Regions from separate parts of the Homo sapiens genome. Here region 1 is linked to region 2. The links are chromatin loops, found by intact Hi-C in ENCODE. Cell type or tissue: transverse colon. All regions are shown on one strand. Region 1 has its middle 26 kb from the start of TP53TG1. Region 2 has its middle 6.8 kb from the start of ABCB1.

The links. A loop is a pair of places that touch in the nucleus more often than their neighbours do. Peaks named below come from ENCODE experiments on the same cell type or tissue, not always from the same donor. Only the 100,000 strongest peaks of a DNase experiment are listed, where the experiment ranks them.
Region 1: a loop joins it to region 2, with 9 times the contacts of the local background. A loop is called at or near these places in 2 of 110 quality-filtered maps.

The regions. Positions count from the first base shown.
Region 1 is chr7:87,317,257-87,321,256 of GRCh38, reverse strand. No RefSeq gene overlaps it. Among named protein-coding and RNA genes, the nearest start is that of TP53TG1, 26 kb to the left of the region's middle. In transverse colon, no CTCF peak of the experiment used is centred here; a DNase peak (open chromatin) is centred at 1,986; H3K4me3 peaks cover 661 bases; H3K27ac peaks cover 896 bases.
Region 2 is chr7:87,605,722-87,609,721 of GRCh38, reverse strand. It overlaps a transcript of ABCB1 not described here. Among named protein-coding and RNA genes, the nearest start is that of ABCB1, 6.8 kb to the right of the region's middle. In transverse colon, no CTCF peak of the experiment used is centred here; no DNase peak of the experiment used is centred here; H3K27me3 peaks cover 1,200 bases.

The DNA of each region.
Region 1 (4,000 bases), 290 kb after region 2:
CTGGTGATAGCTTCTTTTGCTGTGCAGAAGCTCTTTAGTTTAATTAGATCTCTTTTGTAAATTTTAGCTTTTGTTGCCATTGCTTTTAGTGTTTTAGTCATGAAGTCTTTGTCCCTGCCTATGTCCTGAATGGTATTGCCTAGGTTTTCTCCTAGGGTTTTTTATGGTTTTAGGTCTTATATTTAATTCTTTAATCCATCTTGAGTTAATTTGTATGTAAGGTGTAAGGAAAAGGTCCAGTTTCAATTTTCTGAATATGACTAGCCAGTTTTCCCAGCACAATTTATTAAATAGGGAATCCTTTCCCCATTGCTTGTTTTTGTCAAGTTTGTCAAAGATCAGATGGTTGAAGATGTGTGGTGTTATTTCTGAGGCCTCTGTTCTGTTCTATTGATATATATATTTGTTTTGGTACCAGTACCATGCTGTGTTGGTTACTGTAGCCTTGTAGTATAGTTTGCAGTCAGGTAGCATGATGCCTCCAGCTTTGTTCTTTTTGCTTAGGATTGTCTTGGCTCTGTGGGCCCTTTTTCAGTTCCATATGAAATTTAAAGTAGTTTTTTGTAATTCTGTGAAGAAAGTCAAGGTAGCTTGATGGGGATATAGCACTGAATCTATAAATTGCTTTGGGCAGTATGGCCATTTTCACAATATTGATTCTTCCTATCCATGAGCATGGAATGTTTTTCTATTTGTTTGTGTCCTCTTTTATTTCCTTGAACACTGGTTTGTAGTTCTGCTTGAATAGGTCCTTCACATCCCTTGAAAGTTGTATTCCTAGCTATTTTATTTTCTTTGTAGCAATTGTGAATGGGAGTTCACTCATGATTTGGCTCTCTGTTGGTCTATTATTTGTGTATAGGAATGCTTGTGATTTTTGCACTTTGATTTTGTATCCTGAGACTTTGCTGAAGTTGTTTATCAGCTTAAGGAGATTTTTGACTGAGACGATGGGGTTTTGTAAATATACAATCATGTCATCTGCAAACAGAGAAAATTTGACTTCCTCTTTTCCTATTTGAATACCCTTTATTTCTTTCTCTTGCCTGATTGCCCTGGCCAGAACTTTCAATACTATATTGAATATCAGTTGTGAGAGAGGGCATCCTTATCTTGTGGCGGTTTTCAAAGGGAATGCTTCCAGCTTTTGCCCATTCAGTATGATGTTGGCTGTGGGTTTGTCATAAATAGCTCTTCTATTTTGAGATACGTTCCCTCAATACCTAGTTTATTGAGAGTTTTTAGTGTGAAGGGGTGTTGAATTTTATTGAAGGCCTTTTCTGCATCTATTGAGATAATCATGTGGTTTTTGTCATTGGTTCTGTTTATGTGATGGATTACGTTTATTGATTTGTGTATGTTGAACCAGCCTTTCATCCCAGGGATGAAGCCGACTTGATCATGGTGGATAAGATATTGATGTGCTGCTGGATTTAGTGTGCCAGTATTTTATTGAGGATTTTCGCATCAATATTTATCAGGGACATTGGCTTGAAGTTTTCTTTTTTTGTTGTGTCTCTGCCAGGTTTTGGTATCAGGATGATGCTGGCCTCATAAAATGCATTAGGGAGGAGTCCCTTTTTTTCTATTGTTTGAAATAGTTTCAGAAGGAACAGTACCGGCTCCTCTTTGTACCTCTGGTAGAATTCAGCTGTGAATACATCTGGTCCTGCTAGCTGCAGGAGTTTTTTTCATACCCCAGTGGCACCTAGAACACCAGCAAGACAGAACCATTCACTCCCCTGGAAAGGGGGCTGAAGCCAGGGAGTCAAGTGGTCTAGCTAAGCAGATCCCACCCCCATGGAGCCCAGCAAGCTAAGACCCACTGGCTTGAAATTCTCACCGCGAGCACAGCAGTCTGGGGTCGACCTGGGACGTTGGAGCTTTGTGGCAGGAGAAGCGTCCACCATTACTGAAGCTTGAGTAGGCGGTTTTCTCCTCACAGTGTAAACAAAGCCGCCAGGAAATGTGAACTGGGTGGAGCCCATCACAGCTTGGCAAAGCCGCTGTGGCCAGACTGCCTCTCTAGATTCCTCCTGTCTGGGCAGGGCATCTCTGAAAACAAGGCAGCAGCCTCAGTCAGGGGCTTATAGATCAAACTCCCATCTCCCTAGGACAGAGCACCTGGGGGAAGGGGCAGCTGTGGGTACAGCTTCAGTAGATTTAAATGTCCCTGCATGCTAGCTCTGTGCAGCAGATCTCCCAGCACATTGCTCCACCTCTGCTAAGGGTCAGACTGCTTCCTCAAGTGGATGCCTGACCCCGTGTCTCCTGACTGGGAGACACTTCACAGCAGGGGCCAACAGACACCTCATATAGGAGAGCTCCAGATGGCATCTGATGAATGCCACTCTGGGATAAAGCTTCCAGAGGAAGAAACAGGCAGCAATTTTTTTGCTGTTGTGCAGCCTCTGCTGGTGATACAAGCAAACAGGGTCTGGAGTGGACCTCCAGCAAACTCCAGCAGACCTGTAGCAGAGGAGCCTGGCTGTTAGAAGAAAAACTAACAAACAGAAAGGAATAGCATCAACATCAACAAAAAGGACATCCACTCAGAAACCCCATCCAAAGGTCACCAACATCAAAGACCAAAGGTAGATAAATCCACAAAGATGGGGAGAAACCAGTGCAAAAAGGCTGAAAATTCCAAAAACCAGAACGCCTCTTCTCCTCCAAAGGATCACAACACCTCGCCAGCAAGGAAAAAACTGGATGGAGAATAAATTGGACGAATTGACAGAAGTAGGCTTCAGAAGGTGAGTAACAATAAAAAGCAAAAAACATGCTAAAGGAGCATGTTCTAACCCAATGCAAGAAAGCTAAGAACCTTGAAAAAAGGTTAGAGGAATTGCTAACTAGAATAACCAAAAAATAAATTTGTACTAAAAATAATTTGTTGGTTATATCTGAAATTCAGATTTAACTATGTGTCCTATAGTTTTGTTGTCAAAATCTTGCAATTCTAGTTATGAACAACGTTGAAGTGTAGGTGAATAATCCTAATTTCACAGTTGATGAAACCAAATGAAACAAAGAGATAAATTCCCCAAAGTCACATAATTGAAAAAGGGGCAGAGACATGATCTGAACCCAGATTTGATTCATTGTCACCTCTTCAGTCTCAGCAACCATGAGCAATGTTGAGAAAATGATAGCAAGGAGATGGAGGCATAATTTGTGGACCTGAGGATGGCACTAGCCACCCCCATATTACATCTACAAATATAAGTGGGCACTACAGAGGCACCCTGCTCACCCCTGCCCAGGCTTCCCCAACACATCTGTGAGTCTCCTCTGAATGAAAAAACCAGCTCCATACTTGACTTCATGTTTGTGTTGGTTTTTGAACTTGCTGAGACCTGTCTGACACATCACTTGCCTTTCATTGTGGCTGTGTTCTCTGAGGTCTTAAATCCAGCCTGCCCTTTAGATCTCAATACCTGGCAGGCCACCTCCACCCAAGCTTCTTGATAGCGCGGGAAGAGGGAGGTAAATGAGAGACCCCAAGACTGGGCTAGCTGGCTGCTGGCTGTTGAGACATTCCCAGCAGAGATTAATAGTATGAATACTAATACAAAGAATAGCTACCATTCATTAATACTTGATAGTATTAATACAATCAGCAGCTTCCCCATCCTTGCACTGCTGAATCTTTTATGTACATTATCACATGTAATCCTCTCAGTAGTCCTAGCAGATGATACTATTATCCCCATTGTACAGGTTTAGGAAAGTGAGCAACTTGCCCCAAATCATCCAACAGAGCTAAAATTCCTGTCTAATTTGGCCTGCCCCCAAGTCTCTGCTCCTACCTTTGATGTACAGCTTTGTCAGCTGTCCCAGAATGTCAGGAAACAACCCAGAGGCTGTGGCTGCTGCTGCTTGCAGCTACTCGCAGCTACTCCAGCTTCCTTGTACTTCAGAGAGCACAAGGAAGGTCAGGAATTTAAATGAGCTCCTCTCTGCCTGGGCTTGCCATCCCTGCATGTGAAGAGGTTGT
Region 2 (4,000 bases):
GAATGATCATTAAAACAAGCTGGTCTAGCTGGTCAAGAGCAAAAATAAAATCAAGATGACAGAAAATTGATGCAAAAGTGAAGTAAAATAGCTAGAGAATATGATTGCGCCTGTCCCCTTAGCATGGATTCCCATGCTAGCCAATCTAAAATCCTCACTGTTAGAATCCTCCTGTCAATATGATAGAATGAACAGCAAGCTCAGTGTCAGAAAACCTGTGTTGTTAACTTGGCCCTCTTTCTAGCTGAATGTGTGTTTTTGGTCAAGTTCTTTGGCATTTCAGAGACTCAGAGTAGTGAAGGAAGTGGATAAGATGACCTCTACATTCTCTTGCAAGCTCAAACATCTATGAATCCAGAGAGAAAAACTAGAGCATGAAATTAAGGTTATTTTAAAGAAATAACCTTAAAATTATTAGTATTCGAGGATCTCCAATATATTCATGGCACCACTCAAAACTTTCCTTCTGCTCTATCCCGTCTTGGCTCAAAGTTATCTCCTTAATGAGGTCTGCCCTGACTATCCTACTTAAAATTGTAAACTTTGCCCACCTGGTACTTCCACTCTCTTTCCCCTGCTCTGTTTTTCACCGTAATACTTTACTCTTTTTAACATACAAAATCACTTATTTACTGTGTTGTTATCTATCTGCCTACTCTTACCATCAAATATAAGTTCTACCTAGGCAGGGATTTTTGTATGTTTTGCTCATGGATATATACGAAGCACTTAGAGTAATATGTGACATATACAGGGTACTTGATTAATACTGTTGAGTGAATGAATGAGTTTCCAATACAAATTTAAAATAAAATATTTCCTAACTTAAAATTGTAAAGTCAGATCTAACCAACTGTTCATTGGTCTGCTAGCAGTGTTTCTTGTATATGGAAATATATTTTAAATAGATATGTCCTGTGAAATAATACTAAGTGTTCTAAAGAAATAAGTGAGTGAACGTTACCTCATTGAACTAACTTGACCTTGCTCCTGGGAGAGAGTTCATTTGAGATTAAACAAGTTCAAAGTCTATGAATCATAAAACGATAAAAAAAACTAAAAGGGAAATGGTGTTTTTATAAGCTCTGCAATTCAAAAGCCATTTCGGGTAATATTGTTATTTTTATGTCAGGAATTCCTCAGTGCTGATATCTTAGGGCAAAGGGTTTGGTTATAAATTAAGAGAATGAGGAAATAGGTACATAGTAGGATTGTTCCAACCAAATATGTGTTGAATGTCAAAGGAATTTCCCTGAGGAATAATCTTCAGAATAATTTGCTAAGCACAGGAGAAAATTTGGCTTATTACTTTATAGCCAGATTTCATTTTTAATTGAAACTTCTTTCAAGCAAATCACTTACTAGTCTATTAACAATAACAACATAAACACAAGTAAACATTCGGAATATAGACATCCAGGTACTAAGCTGATTGCTTTACACTCACTGTCTTATTTTACAAGTAAGGAGTTTTAGTTGCAGCAAAAGAAATAAATTTTCCAATGTCAAATGACCAGAACTTAAACCCAATCTGTTTGGTGCTAAAGCCAATGTTCTTTACTGCAATGTTGGGTTATCTTGTTTCTAAAACTTAAATTTATCAGTAAAAGGCAAAATTTGCTATTATTGAGGACATTAAAATCATATTTTTGTAGACTCTGAGGACAAATCCAACAAAAAAGTTCCAACTATTTCTTGGCAGGCATCATTGAAATTGGTATATAGCTTCCTTGGGTATTGACTTTGAAAAGGAAGTTGGTCACTTTAGATATATAAGTTCAGTCTGTTTGTAAAAACAAAATGAAAACAAAACAGTTGCCTTATATGCTAAAATTATCCTAATCGTTTTCACCTTTAACAACATATACACACAGAACTTGAGGAACTTTACACGGCTCATCTTCATATTGTCAGCATCTAGCAAAGTACTTGCCACATAGTGATCAATAAAAGTTTTAGCCAGCCTGGGCAACATAGTGACAGCCTATCTCTACAAAAAAAAATTAGCCAGGCAAGGTGGCGCACACCTTTGGTCCCAGCTACTTGAGAGGAGGATGTGGGGAGATCCTTTGAATGCAGGAGGTTGAGGCTGCAGTGAGCTGTGATTGCGCCACTGTGCTTCAACCTTGGTGACAGAGCAAGACCCTGTCTCACACACACACAAATTAAGTAAAGAAAAAAAAAAGAATCAAAGAAAAAAATAATTCCCCAGCTTAAGTCCATCTTTATTTGTTTGGATAAGCTATAAAGTGTCAAATAATGCTGTTAATGGACATTTCTCTAGCTCTCCCAAAGGAGGAATTGAGCACATAGTATGTGCTGTATTTTATATACAGAATAAAAATAGAGACAAGATTTCTACCCTCACAGAACTTAAATTCTTCAGGAGAATGACACTGAAGTCCTTAATTGGACTTCTCTCTTCTGTATTATCTTCCTCAAGTGGAGGTATATGGTGCTTAGTTATGAAAAATACCTCCAGGGCTTTGATCTTCTCAATAACTCTTTGAGGCTGATATGAAAACAGTAATTAGAAAAAAACCATGTATCCAACTTATATAGACAGTTGATGACCAAAGCTAGAATCCAGTTATTTCAGCCTCCCATGTATTTTCTTATTACTTAAGGAGAATCTCTATCTCTACCTCTTTCTCTCTTCTTCCTCTCTCACTTTTCTTAGAAACATGGGTAAGATTTTCAGAAATATGAGAAACTTATTAATAAATGAAAAATACTGGGAATTCTCAATGTTTCTTGTTTTAGCCAGTTAATTTTGGCCTTCATTCAATGTGAGTGTCCCTTAATAAGGAGCAAACTCCACTGAGAGATAGATACTAATAACCAGGATTCTGAAAATGCATTCTCATCCCCATCTCCAAACTTTTATAAAAAATATTATAAAATAATACACTTTTAATATAGGAAATTTCTCAAATACAGAAAAAATTAAAGTAAACTCAGACCTAACTTTCATCACTAAAAGATAATCACTCTTGACACTTTGATATCTTTATCTCTAATATTACACCAATTAATTTGCTTGATATAGTGAATATTATGCTATTATAATTTTCCCCTGCCTTTTGTCCTTGCATATTAGCATAGGTATTTTCTGAGGTTATCACAAACTCTGTAAGCACGTTTTATATTACTACTTTTTTAAAGAGGATGTATAATAATTAATTCATCCATATATATGTGGTTAAGTATTCAGGTCACTGCTCATTTTTCACTGTTATAAAATAAAGCAGCAATGAATACCTTTGGCTGATATTTTTTTCTGTACTTGGAATTATTTCTTTAAGATAGATTTCCTAAAATTGAATTACTGAGTCAAACAGACTTAAGTTTTCCTTATGTATGTTTCCTTATTCATTTGAATAATTTTCAACTCCTACTTGTTTATTTAACTCTTGTGAGCATGTGATAGTCTCATTTTTCAAAATATCTTTGCTGTTGTAATTTGCATTTCTTTGTAGTTAGCATGAATATTTCAGTATGTTTTCTTCTGTGTACCAGTATACTACATACTTTTTTATATGAATTGCCTATTTGCATCTTTTGCTCGGTTCTATTAGACCTTTGAATTTTTTCTTATCCATTTATATAAGCTCTTTATATATTAAGAATATTAACCTATTGTGATATTTGCAATAAATAGCTATATGGTTTGTTGTTGGTTTTAAATGTGAATTTATTCAATTTTCTTCATAATTTTGTTGTTTTTATAGATTTCTTTAAAAGTAATAAAATTATTGCCATATTATTATTTATTTTCAATGTCCATTACTAGCCCTTTCCAGTCATCACTTTTACTCTCATGTTCTTAATTTTTATTCATATCTTGGCTCCATTGACCATCTTTATTAGGATATTTGGGAAATAATACAATTTATACTAAACACACATCAAATCTTACCTTATTTTCTTCTTACAAAAACCCTAGGAATATGCTGTTTTTGTCTTTATTTGAATGACACAGAAATCAAGGTTTTTGAGC